Linked DNA regions of Mus musculus: region 1 is linked to region 2. The links are chromatin loops, found by intact Hi-C in ENCODE. Cell type or tissue: gastrocnemius. All regions are shown on one strand.

Evidence for each region. Hi-C counts contacts between places; a loop is a spot of excess contacts. Peaks named below come from ENCODE experiments on the same cell type or tissue, not always from the same donor. Only the 100,000 strongest peaks of a DNase experiment are listed, where the experiment ranks them.
Region 1: it touches region 2 in a loop (4-fold over the local background); 11 of 42 quality-filtered maps call a loop at or near these places.

What each region holds. Positions count from the first base shown.
Region 1 is chr1:181,724,857-181,732,856 of GRCm38, forward strand. Dnah14 (dynein, axonemal, heavy chain 14) reads left to right here. Exons shown (of 87, transcript NM_001377039.1): 54 at 530-697; 55 at 1,553-1,645. Among named protein-coding and RNA genes, the nearest start is that of Gm33612, 100 kb to the left of the region's middle. In gastrocnemius, a CTCF peak has its summit at 4,028; a DNase peak (open chromatin) is centred at 4,037.
Region 2 is chr1:182,112,408-182,120,407 of GRCm38, forward strand. Gm39719 (a long non-coding RNA gene) reads left to right here. Exons shown (of 4, transcript XR_865804.2): 4 at 1,163-1,234. Gm33725 (a long non-coding RNA gene) reads right to left here. Exons shown (of 3, transcript XR_373761.4): 2 at 3,079-3,220. Among named protein-coding and RNA genes, the nearest start is that of Srp9, 8.3 kb to the right of the region's middle. In gastrocnemius, CTCF peaks have their summits at 3,010 (motif pointing left) and 3,500 (motif pointing left); DNase peaks (open chromatin) are centred at 1,943, 3,006 and 3,469; H3K4me3 peaks cover 204 bases; H3K27ac peaks cover 890 bases.

The DNA.
Region 1 (8,000 bases), 390 kb before region 2:
GATGAGGCTCAAATAGGAGAGAGTTTGTCACCTTGGTATGAAAGAGAGCCAAAAGCATGCAAAGAGGAAGGCAGCTGTGCAAAGCCACAGCCTGGGGTGGTCGCTGACAGCCAATGAGGGAGAGTCATCCTCCCAGATTGCCAGTGGAGCTGCAGGGCACCGGACTCCAACCACAGCACCCTCTGCCCAAGTTCTGAACTCTGAGGACAGTTCATGGGCACAACTCTATCTCAATATTCTTGGCTTCCTTTGTAACGGTGTATTTTATTAGAAGCATTTTTTAATGCTATTTTGAGGAGGGGGTTACAAGTGTGTCTGCTCAAAGGAACACACACAAGCACACACACACACACACACACACACACACACACACACACACAAATAGGTTACGAGCCTGAATCTGAGGTTGCGCCACCAGAAGCTTCTATGACAGATAGACTGTGGTCTTAGTAAAAGATGGGATTTCAATGTAAAGACAATGGAATTGGAATAGTGATTGAATACTCATTGAATTCTTGTTTCACAATAGATTTACTGGAGTCACGAGAGACTGATGAACAAGCCAGTCCTATTTGTGGACTTCATGGATATAAACAAGCCTCACCGGAAAAGGGTCTACCAGAACACCGATAACTACAATGAACTTTTGAGCATCCTTACCAAATTCCAACAGAAGTTGAGTTCATCATCTCTGGAGGTAAAGACACATCCCATGAAAGCCTGAAGAATGTTAAACATGCATATGCCCACATGTGTGTACATGTATAAATACAGAACACAAATTTTAAAGTGTGCATATCTGAGGTGGGGAAGGGAGAACATTTTCTCCGGTTTCAAAGGGGAAACATTGGAAGTACGTTCTTTGCACTCCTAGCTATTCTTTGTCTCAGTAGCATCTGACTCCAAGGACAGGCTGTAGGGAACTGTATGGAGTTAAAGGAGTTAAGAATTCAAGAGAGCACCAGGCGCTCCCAGCACTTGGGAGGCAGAGGCAGGTGGATTTCTGAGTTCAAGGCCAGTCTGGTCTACAAAGTGAGTTCCAGGACAACCAGGGCTATACAAAGAAACCCTGTCTTGAAAAACCATTAAAAAAAAAAAAAAGAATACAAGAGAGCATATGAACAGGGTTCAGAGTAAGAGACACACGATGGCTGTGGCTCTCTTCTTCTTTCACTGCTGTAATGAGCAGAGATACTCAGACACAGAGGTGCCTGTCAAATCAGATACCCCAAGCAATTTCCTGGGTGTCATCTCCCCATCTGATGTCAACTCGGAGCAACAGAAGAGCAACCTGGAACCCACTCCCCTGCTCTTCATCCTGTTCCTTCAATCCCAAGTCTGCTCACCAGAATATTAGCCAAGGGATGAGTGATGTCTCATGAAAAAAAAATGTGTTTTCTCTAAATGTTGATGGAAACTGTTAGCTGGCTCTAGGTTGTCATGCTACTAAAAAGAGTTGCTCCCATTCCCATTTCCTTATATGTAAAACCTTAGTGCACGTCTGACTTTTCTACACCTGTAATTTGTTTATTTGCTATATTTCTTTTGCCAGATGTCTCATTCAGTTGTATTCTTCAAGGAAGCTATAGATCATATTACAAGAACTACCAGAGCCCTTCGACAGTCAGGGAGTCACATGTTACTGGTAGGAATTTAAGTAATTCAAATGTTTTTAAGGTTGCAAAATGATAATTCAGAAAGTCCAGTAAAATCAGCATACAGAAGCTGTATTCTTCTGTAAATTATGAAAATTCCTAATAATAATAATAATAACAGAGTCATAGAGCAGGATCTTAGTCTTCATTGTTTGCAAAAAAAAAAGTTGGCACATGGACATGTTATGTGTTTGGAGAAAGGCCCTTGATATGACGAAAACAGATGTGCTCCCCACCACATGTGCATCCTAGCGTTAATCTGCTATCTACACAGGTGGATCCTGACTTCAAAAATAGTACATCAACTTGGATATTGATTTAGAAATAAGAACCATTGCACAAAGATCTGTCTCTTAAGAGAATTTGAGACAGCTAATTTAAACTTCCAAAGACTTAGAAGAGAGAAAAGGTTTTGAAAAGCTAAATAAAATCCACACTATTAATCCAGCAAGCATATAATGTGCGTGTGATCTGAGGACTCACATGGGAGAAGGAAAACTTACTCCTGTGAACCTCTATACTCATGTGTGTATGTGCATAAACACACACATACAATAAATGTAATAAAACAATTTTAATCCATAATATTTAGCCAATTATATAAACACATTAATTTGTTATTTATGGGTACCATTTATTTATATTTTATTTATAACTTTTTTTTAAAAGGACTTTATCTCTCATGCAGAACAACTAGATTTTTACTTAACCAATCTTTCTTAAAAAGACATTAATGACAAAATTAAAAGGAAAGTTTGCAATGAGAAAGTAGAAAAAAAAATTGGCACATGAACATGTTATCTGTAACACAGTAAAAAGTAAATCTGTCCCCCACTCAGCTGTTGTCTTGACATTGTGTCCCTTCTAAGCGTGGCATTGCATGAGGCTTTCCATCTGTGTGGCCTGGGACTCTAGCCTGAGGGTTGGTGACACCCACCATGGTCGGTCTTCTCAAATCAATTAGCCTGATCTAGAAATCCTCACACATGCCCTGGCATTTGTCTCCAAGGTGACTGTAGATCTGATAAATTTTGAAAATCGGCAAATTAGAAAATACCTTGGAAAAAAGAAAGCAATTACAATAAATGTCTAAAGGAATATCCATAGGAAATCTATACGTCTAAATGCTTATACTTAAGAAGAAGAAACTTCAAACCAATAGCCTAGACTACAAAAAGGAAACTACAAAAACAAAAGGTAATCAAACCCAAGGCAAGTAATAATAACGATGATGATGATGTTTAATGGAGTAGAAAAGAAGCAACAGAAAAACAAGTGAGGATTTTAATAAACCTGAAAGTTGGTTCTCTAGAGGATCAAGAAAATCTTCAGAGTCTCAGTGCCGTGAGGTGAGACTCGTGTTATTAAAACCAGTAGTCAGGTCAGTCCTGCCGTTACAGCGGTAAGGGGTCCTCCGCAAATAGTCAGTTAGATCGTTTACAGGAACGGGAGTTTTCCTACTTAGAGGGCTTGCAGTGCAGAGACAGTTCATCCTCATCCCAGCAGGGATTTCAAGGCAGCAGGAGCCTGAAGCAGCAGGTCACAGGACATCCACACTCAGAAGAAGAGGGTGATGCTCACCGCTCCGTTTCCTTTCTCCACACACAGGCCAGAATCTCAGCCAGATGAGTTTTCTTTATCAATTCATGTAACCAAGAGAATTCCCTCACAAGCTTGCCCAGAGGCCTGTCTCCCAGACGATTCTAGGTCTTGCCAAGTTGAGAATTCTCACAGACACTAAGAAAAATTGAAGAACTTGAAAGTCTTAGTGGTTCTAAGGTCACAAATAAAGGAATCTAGCTAAAAATTCTGAAACTTCCCGCAAGAAAATCTCAAAGTCCAACAGCTTCACTGGGGAATTCTAACAACTGTTTAAGGAAGAGTTTATTCCAACATTTCACAGACTCTTTGAGAAAATAGAGGGACTAATCTCCAACTTCTCTTTCTGTCTAGCAATACCAATACCAAGGCTAGACAAAGACTCTAGTCCATTTTGAGTGGCTATAGCAAAATATTTGTGTCTGGGAAACATAAAGCTACCTAGACTTATTCAGCTTATGATTCTAGACTCAGAAGAGGCTAAACAGCATGCCGGAGAGTTGGGAAATAGATAGAGGGCAGAGTCAGAATGGAAAAAATACACACACACACACACACACACACATATATGCAAGTGTTTTTATTCATAATTCTACCTAATCTTACTTGAAGAAAGTCACAAGGGCCAACAGCCCAGTTGAAAATGAGCAGATGCTTCACAGGACCTCAAGAAAACATCCTCAGAATCCTTTCACATGGAGGAAACCAACCTGTGGTAATAGCAGCACCTGAGCATGAAGTGAACCAGAATCCTAAGGAGCAGTCGCAGCAATCGCCAGGGGGAGACAGACACCAGAACTTTCTGTTGGTAGGGATGCACGTGGCACAGTTACTTTTGAGAGATGGCTTGGCAATGTCTTACAAAGCTAAACATAGCCTGGATATATGATCCCGCAAGCATGCTCCTCTATACTAGAAATTTTATAGCCACACACAATCTTGCCCATGAATGATAAAACGACTTTACTCATAATGGCCAAAGCCTAAAAGTTACCAAGATGAACCACAACAAGCATGTGATAACTTGTACTGTAGAATATTGTTCAGAGATAAAATAAGTAAGCTGAGACTGGACCATGGCTGTGTCACTAAACCGTGTGCTGCAGAAGCATAAAGAATTTGATCACCAGCACCTGTGTAAAACACTGAACGCTGGCTTGCTGACTAGATCAGCAATTGCCAGTTCCCAGTAAAAGAACCTGTCTCAAAAATGAAGTGGAGTCCGTCTGTGCCTGGAGCTGACCCTGTGCCACAGCTCTCCATACACACATCCTGTCAGAAGAGAGCTGGTCTCCCTAGAGTGCTCACACACCTGAGAGCACAGGTGAGATCACCACTTCTGCTAAAATTCCTGGCCCAAGAGGGACCCTCCCAGAGCCATTAGGTCATAGGAACTAAGGAACAGCCAGGGACAGGATCCTTCTGGTTTCTGTCTGCAACCTGGAGCTGACCCTGTGCCACAGCTCTCCATACTCAAATTCCTCCCAGAGACAACTGATCTCCAAGGAGTACTGACATACAGGTTTACAGGAAGGATAAGCCACAGAGTCAGCAGGACCAGCTAACACCAGAGATAACCAGATGGCTAGAAACAAGGGCAAGAACATAAGCAAGAGAAACCAAGGCTAATTGGCATCATCAGAACCCAGCTCACCCAGCACAGCAAGCCCTGGATACCCTAACACAGAGAAAAGCAATACTCTAATTGAAAAATCACATCTCATGATGATGATAGAGGACTTTAAGAAGGACATAAATAACTCCTTTGAAGGAATACAAGAGAATACAGGTAAACAGGTAGAAGCCCTTAAAGAAGAAACATAAAAAATCCCCTAAAGAATTACAGGAAAACACAAACAAACAGGTAAAGGAATTGAACAAAATCATCCAGGATCTAAAATATGGAAATAGAAACAATAAAGAAATCACAAAGGGAGACAACCCTGGAGATAGAAAACCTAGGAAAGAGATCAGGAGTCATAAACCCAAGCATCACCAACAGAATACAAGAGATAGAAGAGAGAATCTGAGATGCAGAAGATACCATAGAAAACATTGACACAACAGTCAAAGAAAATGCAAAATGCAAAAAGCTCCTAACCCAAAACATCCAGGAAATCCAGGACACAATGAGAAGAAGAAACCTAAGGATAATAGGAATAGAAGAGAGTGAAGATTCCCAACTTAAAGGAACAGTCAATATCTTCAACAAAATTATAGAAGAAAACTTCCCTAACCTAAAGAAAGAGATGCCCATAAACATACAAGAAAGAAGGCTACAAAACTTCAAATAGATTCGTCCAGAAAAGAAATTCCCCTCGTCACATAATAACCAAAACACCAAATGCACTAAACAAAAGAAGACTGTTTAAGGGAAAAAGGTCAAGTAACATAAAGGCAGACCTATCAGAATTGCACCAGACTTCTTCTCTTCTATGAAAGCCAGAAGATCCTGGGCAGATGTCATACAGACCCTAAGAGAACACAAATGCCAATTCAGACAAAACTCTCAATTTCCATAGATGGAGAAACCAATATATTCCATAACAAAACCAAATTTGTACAATCTCTCTCCACAAATCCAGCCCTAAAAGGATAATATATAGAAAATGCCAACACAATGAAGGAAACTACACCCTAGGGGGGAAAAAAAACCAAGAAAGTAATCTTTCAACAAACCCAAAAGAAGATAGCCACACAAACATAATTCCACCTCTAACAACAAAAATAACAGGAAGTAACAATCACTTTTCCTTAATATCTCTTAACATCAATGGACTCAATTCCCAAAAAAAAGACATACACTAACAGACTGGATATGTAAACAGGACACAGCATTTTGCTGCATACAAGAAGTGCATCTCAGTGACAAAGACAGACACTGCCTCAGAGTAAAAGGCTGGAAAACAATTTTCCAAGGAACAAGAAACAAGCTGGAGTAGCCATTCTAATATTGAATAAAATCAATATTTTGATAACGTTTCTACCAAGCGTTATCAAAAAAAAAAAGATAAGGAAGAGGACTCATCAGAGGAAAAAAGTACCAAGATGAACTCTCAATTCTGAACATCTATGCTCCAAATGCAAGGCCACCCACATTCATAAATGAAACTTTACTAGAGCTCAAAGCACACATTACACCTTACACAATAATAGTGGAAGACTTCAATGCCCCACTCTCACCAGTGGACAGATCATGAAAACAGAAATTAAACAGCCACAGTGAAACTAACAGAAGTTATGAAACAATCTAGATGTCCCTCCACAGAGGAATGGATACAGACAATGTGGTACATTTGCACAATGGAATACTACTCAGCTATGAAAAACAATGACTTCATGAAACTCACAGGCAAATAGATGGATCTAGAAAATATCATCCTGAGTGAGGTAACTCAGTCACAAAAGCACACACATGGTATGTATTCACTGATAAGTGGGTATTAGGCAAAGAGCATGGAATACCCACAGTACAACTCACGGACCACATGAAGCTCAAGAAGATGGAAGACCAAAGAGTGGATGCTTAGAAAGGGGAGCAAAATAATCAAGGGAAGTAGAAGGTGGGAGGGACTTGGGAGGAAGAGAAGAGGGGGAGGGGAAAAAGAGGGTAAGAATCAGGTATGGGAGGAGATGGAGGAGGGTCAGGAAATTTATCAGGGTGTGTATCAATGGGGAATGGGGAACTGGGGGTAGCAACCAGAAAAGTCCCAGATACCAGGAAAGCAAGAGCCTTCCAGGACCCCATGGGGATGACATTAGCTGAAATACCCCACACAGGGGAGGGAGAACCTGTCAAGACCATATCCAGAGGTTAGGCATGGCCCCCCTGGTTGAGGGATAAGGCCACCCACCCATCTCCAACATTTTAACCCAGAATTGCTCCTGTCTAGAGGAAAAACAAGGACAAAGTGTGAAACAAATACTGAAGGAAAGGCCATCCAGAGACTGCCCCACCTGGGGATCCATCCCACATGCAGACACCAAACCCAGTCACTATTGCTACTGCCACAAGTGCTTGCTGACAGGAGCCTGACACAGCTGTCTCCTGAGAGGCTCTGCCAGATCCTGACCAAGACAGATGAGGATGCTTGCAGATAACCATTGGACTGAGCACAGGGAGCCCAGTGGAGGAATTAGGGGAAGGACTGAAGGAGCTGAAGGGGCCTTCTCTGGCATCAGTGGGAGGGGAGGCCCTTGGTCCTGTGATGGCTCGATGTCCCCGGGTAAAGAAATGTTAGGGCAGTGAGGCAGGAGTGGGTGGGTGGGGGAGCACCCTCAGAGAAGCAGGGGGAAGGGAAGGGGTCAGAGGTTTGCAGAGGGGAAACTGGGAAGAGGGTAACATTTGAAATGTAAATAAATAAATATCCGATGTTTAAAAAGTGAAGGTACATGGCTCCTGAAGAAGACCTGGGATGGACTCATGGCCTCCACATGCAAGCATAGGAGCCTGTCCACTCACATGCAGCCATGAACACACACCAACACCCACCCAACCGCTCCAACACACAAGCCATGAAGCGGTGAGAGATAAGGTCACGTGGGAAAGGATAAACTTACATCGTTCCAGTTCCATCCTAACTCAGTTGCACGGCCATATCGAATGGGAGCAGCCTTCCACTTCTGGTCTTGATCACCACGTGTTGCCTGCCTGGGGTATCTTAATATTTGTACAACTTGGGATACTAGATTGATAGAAATTTTTCTTGAGTCCTTTACACCTTCTCCCAGGAGTACTGCTTCTAG
Region 2 (8,000 bases):
CCATGAAGAGCAAAACTAGATGTGTTTCATGAGCCTTACCCATCCATTCCGACAGCTCCGGAGAGCTCAGTGCTTATATTCAAGTCAACAGCTCGAGGACTGCAGAATCTCAGTCGGTGACTAAGAAGACTATTTCCCTTAACACTTTGCACGTGGGGTGGTTTTCTGGCGCACTGTCATCTTGGGCACTGGTGAAGACTTACAGAGCAGGACTGTCTGTTTGCATGGGCCTGTGTCTGAGGTACCGAGCCATAAAGGGCTGGCCCTCCCTCTCAGCTTCTGCACTCTGGCGCCGTTTGAAGAGTAGCGCAGCGCTGGGCGTGGTGGCGCACGCCTTTAATCCCAGCACTCGGGAGGCAGAGGCAGGTGGATCTCTGAGTTCGAGGCCAGCCTGGTCTACAAAGTGAGTTCCAGGACAGCCAGGGCTACACAGAGAAACCCTGTCTCGGGAAAAAAAAAAAAGAGTAGCGCAGCTTCCAACATTAAAGGAACAGACAGCCCATCCATGCTTGGCCCTGGTCACACCCGAGGAACACAGAACGTCACATCTTAGCACGGAGCTTTGCACATGCTATTCTTCTCTCCCACAGGGGGCTGGAGGGCCCTGTGTGGTGTGAGGAAGGGGAGGGAGTGCCGAGGAGAGAAGTCAGGTGGAGAGGTTGGCAAGGAAGGAAGAGGGCTAGGGAACTGCACGCAGGACTCCCAAGGCTGAGTGGGGAAACTGACACAGGACCCTGCCCAACATCATCTCACCCCCTTATCTTCTCCGTCTGCTCCTCCACAGTCACGGAGCACCTAGTGGCCAGAGACCTCAACCCTTCTCTGTATTTTCTGCATGCTGCAGCCCCATAATCCATGCTGCTAAGTATGCCGCTAGGCGAGTCCCATATCCCATGTCGCATGCCGCATGCACCACGGCTTGAAGCGGGCGGGTGGAAGATCTTCCTCAGCACAGCTCCAGCCCGCACTGCCCTCTCCAAGGCCTCTTCACCAGAGGGTTATTCTAGGCATGTGAGGTCATCATGGTATTCCCAGGACCCCCACCCCGCCCCCACCCACTAGTGACACCTGTTGCTCTGTGTCCTTGCTCACCCCTGCTTGGATCAGAAAGCCTGATTGACCATTTCATACGACGTACATTGTCCTTCCCTCTAAATTCCAGCTCCTTGGCACAGCCTGTACAAAAGGACTCAGAAGAAACATTACTACGGTCACACTCTTCGATGCTGGTCCCCTTCTCGAAACCTAAGAAAGCTCTTGCAACCAGGAGGATGCTGGGGAGGGGTCCCCTGACCTTTTGGACTGGATGACCAATGAGCTGACAGCTGTGTGCAATCAGGACTCCACAGTCCCCGTTCTCTAGGCCACCCAGAGGGTTTCCACAGCTGAGCGGAGCCTGCTGCTGAGTGGAGATGTCATCTGATTCATTAATTAAAGCGAACACTGTTCATCCAGTGCTCTGGGGCATGGTTTAAAAAAAGAACCCAGAACATTTACCATTTGATAGAAATAGCATTCGTCAGCGGGAGAGGTAACTGAAGTTTTACTCTTAGCCCCTTCATTCCAAGAGTACCCCCACCCTGTCCCGGTTCCCACCTTCCTTACCATGCTGCTTTGTTGACGAGGGAATCCCTGCCAGAGTTTGCTAATTGGGTTAATGGAGTGACTATGTAATTGTTCCCTCTCCCACAGCCCAGCCCACCCCACTGGCTGCTTTCCGACTACCTGCCTCTCACCACTTTCAGGATAGTTAATTTGCAACAACAACTTCCATTGTCGTCCACATCTGGGACTTTGGGGTTTTAAGTGATGCTCCCTAAGGCAGAGGACAGAAATGCGGCTATTTTGGTTTGTGTGGCCTACAATGGAGCCATTCTGTGGAGTTTCTGAGCAGTGCGGGGCTACCCAGGGAGAGGGGAAATTGGAGCCCGGCTCTGATGGGACCTGGGCCAGGGAAGAAGAGGGAGGAACAGGGGGAGGTCACCGACTGGGTCAAATCCCGACCTTTTCTTCCAGCTACTGGGATTTGAATTTCATTTTAATAAGATGCAGATGAAACCTACGGGCTGAGCCTCGGGAATCTCAGTGCTTTGCCTTCGACCTCTGGTCTCCAGCACCGGCAGCTTGTACCAAAGGAGGTGGCCCTAAGGGTGGCTTTGCTGGTGTCCGAGGTTCAGTCAGGGCACTCTTTGTGCTCAACACCCTTGGGAAAGCACCAACACCTATATCCCTCTCCCCTCCCAAACAAGACAAACCCAAACACCCCAAGGCTTTTCTCCTGTTGTTTTTGGGGTGTGTTTGTTCTGTTTGAAATCTGTTTCACTTAATGGATTATTAGTGGTTCAAATCACAAAAACATCAGCATCCTTGAGGCAGGGCACAGGAGAGCTGGAGGCCACCTCCAGGACCTCAGAGGTGCACCGGGTGTCTTAGAGGTGGGGCTGAGTCGACTCCCAGGCTGCGTCCCAGCACCTGGGCTTGGATGCCCGGCAGGCTCTTGCACTGCCTGCCCTTGTTGCCCTGCCCCAGTCCCAATACGATCTTGAGGCAGCAGGACAGGGATTCTGAGCGATGGACCTGGCTGACAGGATAGTTCAGGAATAGAGCAATTACCTACTCATGTACTAGAAAATAAAAATAAGTAAAATCATGGTAGGTATCCTAGCACTCAGAGGGCAGAGACAGGAGGATTGCCACAAGTTTCAAAACTTGTCCCAAAAAGACAAAACTAAACAATCAAACAAAACCCAAAAACCTAAACATACAAATAGCCCACCACTACCACCACCACCACAACAAAAAAACAACCAATAAAGACAGAAATTCCAGGGACTATTGAATTTGGGCCATTGGAGATTAGCCTTGGTGGCGTCCCAGAGCACACACTTCTCCCAACCCTTTGGACATATTTTGAGTATACACTGATAGGTTAGGTTGTCTTGTCCTGACTGAGTTACCTGGTCAGGCAGGGGCCGGAAGACTTCTGTGGAACCCTGAGTGTTGTGTGCCCCCTTGTGGAAGGGCTCCATCAGTGCACATTTCCATTTCCAGGTAAATTTGACCGACCTCCTCACCTACCTGTGCTCTCTTATTAGCGTGTAAACATCTCGTGTGCTTCTCTGGACTCTCTGAAGCTCATCCACTTGGTTGGCAGACCCAGGAAGAGGCACCCAGGAGCTCAATAAGTAACACTGGATTGGAAATTCCTGGCCAAGCTTTTCTGGTGAAAAGAAGTGTCAGGATTGTTTGGGTGTCTAAGAAGGTAAAGTGTGGAGACAGCACAGCATCTGAATGTCTGTGTCCCCAAAGGTTCCCGGGAAGCACTCAAGACTGATCTCCAAGGACCCACACTCAATAGTCCCTGGGTTTTAAGCAAATGGCAGACACCTTCCAGCTAAGCTGAGTTCCTGCAGCTTGGAGTCTGGTCTCCTCAGGAAGGGCTGATTCTGAGCCAGTACTTGGCTTGGATCTACTGCACAGCACTGCCCTCCGCTGGTCTGAGCCCTTCTGCTGGGAGGGCCTCCTCAGGTTTCCCTCCCTCCTTCCTTGGGGCAAGAGTGTTCTGGATAAACAGGATTTTTTAGTTGGCTTCTCTTAGCAGGTGTGTTTTACCCAGCCTGTCTTGCTTTGGGTCCATGAAACCTGGGAAGGTAGAAGAACAAAGTCTTCCTTGATGCTGCTGGCACATAGTGGGTTCTATAAATATTTATTTCGGGAGAATAAACATAGCCACACATGTTTGGCATGCCAGCTGCACTTGGGACACTCGGGACTATTGTGATGCCCATTAGAGGAGGAATTCATTTAAGGACCCACACCTGTTCTTAGTTCAGAACAGCTGCTGCCCTGTGTGTAGAAGCCAAACCAAGGAAAACAGAGGGGGACAAAAGTTCAAGCAGGAGAAGCGCGCTCAGAAATAGTCATTCCATTCAAAACACTATTGGAGGGTTTTTTTCTCTTCCTTTTGCAGTGAAACTCAGGATCTCACGCATAGTGGCCAGGTGCCCTGCCAACAACACTTTACAGAGCAGAGTCCCTTCCTTTTCTCGCTTACCAGCTACTGTCCCCATTAGTTACTGTCCCCGTTGCTGAGATAAAATAGCGTGACAAAAGCCACTTAAGGAAGGAAGGAAGGAAGGAAGGAAGGAAGGAAGGAAGGAAGGAAGGAAGGAAGGAAGGACTTTGGTTGGCTCACAGTGTCAGCCCCATCATGGCCAGCAAGACAATGAATGAGGCAGAGTCTGAGGCGGCTGGTCAGATCATGTCCACAGTCAGAAAGCAGGAAATAATGAGTGTGTCCTGCTCACTTTGTTGTTGTTGTTTGCTTGTTTTGAGTCAGAGTGCCTCTCTCTATATATTCCTGGCTGTCCTAGAACTCACTATGTAGACCATGCTGTCCTCAGAATCACAGAGATCTGTCTGCCTCTGTCTCTTTGGTGCTGGGATTAAATGCATGAAATGTATGTGCCATCACACCTGGCTCACTTTATCCTTTTTATACAGTCTGGGAGTCCAGCCTAGAGAATGGAGCTGCTCACAATACTTCCACCTCAGTTAACCTCATCAATATAATCTCCCACAGGCCTCCTCATGGCCTGTCTCCCAAGTGATTATAGATCCACCAGGTTGACAAGTGAGAATAATCATCTTACTGGCCACTGAAACTTTTGGGTAAAAGATATAGAACCAGGGGCTGGAGAGACGGCTGAGCGGTTAAGAGCACTGACTGCTCTTCCAGAGGTCCTGAGTTCAATTCCCAACAACCACATGGTGGCTCACAACCATCTGTAATGGGATCTGATGCCCTCTTCTGGTGTGTCTGAAGACAGCTACAGTGTGCACATATACATTAAATAAATAAATAAATCTTTAAAAAAAGATATAGAACTAAAGGTAAGTAGCAGATGAAACCAGGGTCTGCCAGCTCTCAGGAATCAGCATGCTCTGGCCCTTGCTGTGGCAAGCTTGCATAGGTATTTGTAAACTTGCCTTCTTGTCTCTGCTCCTGACCCCATTAACCTTTTTTTTTTAAAGATTTATTTATTAGGTATAGAGCATATATGACTGCAGGCTAGAGAAGGGCACCAGATCTCATTATAGATGGTTATTCACCACCAAGCGGTTGCTGGGAATCGAACTCAGGGCCTTTGGAAGAGCAGCCAGTGCTCTTAGCCCCTGAGCCATCTCTCCAGCTTGACTCCATTAGCCTTAAAACATTCTGCTCAGCACAATGACTGGTCTGTAAGAAGAACGAGACTTGAAGTTACAGAATTCCTGGCTGTCAATCACAGGGTATGAGTGACAATAATCTGCCAACGCTCCTAAGTCGGAAGGAATCAGGTATTACATCTATTGCTTAGACATTATTATGATTTACTGAAAAACTGTTTTAATCTCTCAAATTCAAGTCTGGGGTTAGCCCAGGACCTGGCAGTTCAGAGAAGAGGTCTAGACTCAGTACTAATCCAGGCATCCTAGAGCACAGTAGGTAAAACTAATGGCTGCTACCTTGGGATTCCAATGCCTAAGGGAGGCAGGGAAGGCTACCATGGAGCCAGGGCAATTTTCCCTGAGGGCAAAACAAAACTCTGGAACAGAAATGACCATCTTATAATGACCAAGCCAGCTCAGTCAGTCGACGGATTCTCCGGGGAGGGAACGAGGATCAAAACGCAAATATGACCACTAGACAACACTGTAGCATGACCCAGCCTGTTCTGAGGCTGAAGCAGGTTTAATTTTGCCCAGTCTGCTTTTATACCATTTTAAGCACGTGCAAATAATATGGTCAGTTCTAGGTTAAGGAACAAACAAGGCAATAAACACAAATAGTCAAGGGACAAACAAGACAATAAACAAAGTCCCTTGATCAATGTTTCCAGTGGCTTATCTGAATGTCCAAGATAACAGAAATGCCACATTCTTCTGCTGAGGTTACCTTGAGCTTTGTATTAGCCCAATGTTAATATTCTTATCTGAGACTATTTCCTGGTCTTAACCTAAAGTCAAATTCTTGCCTGGAGCCTACTTCCGTGTCCTGGCCCAATGTTTCTTGTAAAGTTTTTAGAAGCGGCCCCCCAAGCTCTCCTCATTATAGAACACTGTAATGTGATTTCCGGATGCAGGTAAGATTTGTGACGATATTAACTGTGAAGACGGAGGAAAGCCCCATCCTCAGTATAATAGCAAGAGTAAGGGCATAACGAGGGGCCATAACTACAGATAAGTAGTGACTTCAGTCTAGAAATAGTCTGAAGTGAATGAATTTCCTAGAGTGGGTTGGATCACATAGAATGTGGATGGAATAAGAGAAGAGAGCTGGCGGGTGTGGTGGCGCATGTCTTTAATCCCAGTACTTGGGAGGCAAGAGGCAGGCGAAGTTTCTGAGTTCGAGGCCAGCCTGGTCTACAGTGAATTCCAGGACAGCCAGGGATACACAGAGAAACCCTGTCTCAAACAAACAACAAGAACAAAAGACAGCCTAATTGATTTGCTCCTAGTGATTGGCTCCTAAGGCTTTCTGCATCTCAAGAGAAGAGAGCTTACAAAATTAAACCACAAAACTGAGGAAGGTGAGGGAGAAAGGAAGACCTTGGCTGCCTGTTAGGGTCTATAGGTGCTTGCGATGGTAAATCTTCATTTTCAGCTGGATGGGGCTTAGAATCACACAGAAATACACTCCTGGGTATGACTAGGAGGGTGTTTTCAGGGTAGACCCTCCTTGAATGTGGGCAGCTCCATCCCCTAGGCTGTAGTCTTAGGTAGGAAGGAAGAAGTCAGCCGAACACCAGCATTCATCTGTCTTTGCTTCATGACTGTGGATATAATTAATATGAGTGAGTAGCTGCCTCACTCTCCTGTTGCCATAACGTCCTGATCATGATGGGCTGGATCCTCAAATTCTGAGCCACAATACATGTTTCCTTCCTTAAGTTGCTTTTCTCTGGTATTTCTTCACAGCGAAGTAGAAAATTAATAATGTTTGAAAGTGGATTTCTCCTGGATCTCCATGGGATAGGGATCCATCTTCAAGAGGCTGAAAAGAGTAGGCCCTTGGAGTTTTTAGGAATGGAGCTATCTTTCAACTCTAAGCAGATGAATCCATAATGCTAGACCTTGTAGCTTGAGTACAATTAGAGACACAAGTAAGACTTGGTAAGGTTTATTTATGTTGGGGATTGGTGCTAATGCTTTGTCTTATTTAGGCTTTCAAAAAGCTGTGCTCCCAGACCTGAGGGTTCCTGCTCCTGGTTGGCTTCCATTGCTAATAAAGAATTGCTGAAGTGGGGCATGGTGGCACACGCCTTTAATCCCAGCACTCCGGAGGCAGAGGCAGGCAGATTTCTGAGTTCGAGGCCAGCCTGGTCTACAAAGTGAGTTCCAGGACAGCCAGGACTATACAGAGAAACCCTGTCTCAAAAAACAAACAAACAAACAAACAGAATTTCTGTGGGCAGAAAGACAGAGGTGGCCTTTTAGATTTTGGAGAATCACCATGACCCAGAGGGAGAAAGATCAGATGTAAGAGCTGCAGAAAGAAAGCAACCAGTCAAGTAAGATTTCAGGAAAATGGCTGTAGCAGCCACTCCTGATTGGGCCTGGGGTAGCAGAGATGAAATGTTGATTTAACAAGTGACTCAGGAAAGTTGGAGGGGAGAATATATGCTAGCCGCAGGGAGGATTAGAAATGCCCAGCCACTGAGCTAGTCAAGGCTAGTCGAAATTAGCTGGCATATCATTCACGAATCCAGAGAGCTTGTGTGTGTGTGTGTGTGTGTGTGTGTGTCCAGCAGGAGGCCAAAGCGGTTTAACTAATTTACTGCTACAGGTATAGGCCAAACAGCTTCAGGTAGTCTTTTATTCCGTGGAAAGGGTTTTTAAGTAACCCTATTCCCTGGATTAATGCAAGGGTAAAATCCAGAAAAACTAAGGTTTAAGCTAGAGGCTGCATATACTCTGTATTCAGTGGTGACGCCTGTACGACTACCAGAATATAATCT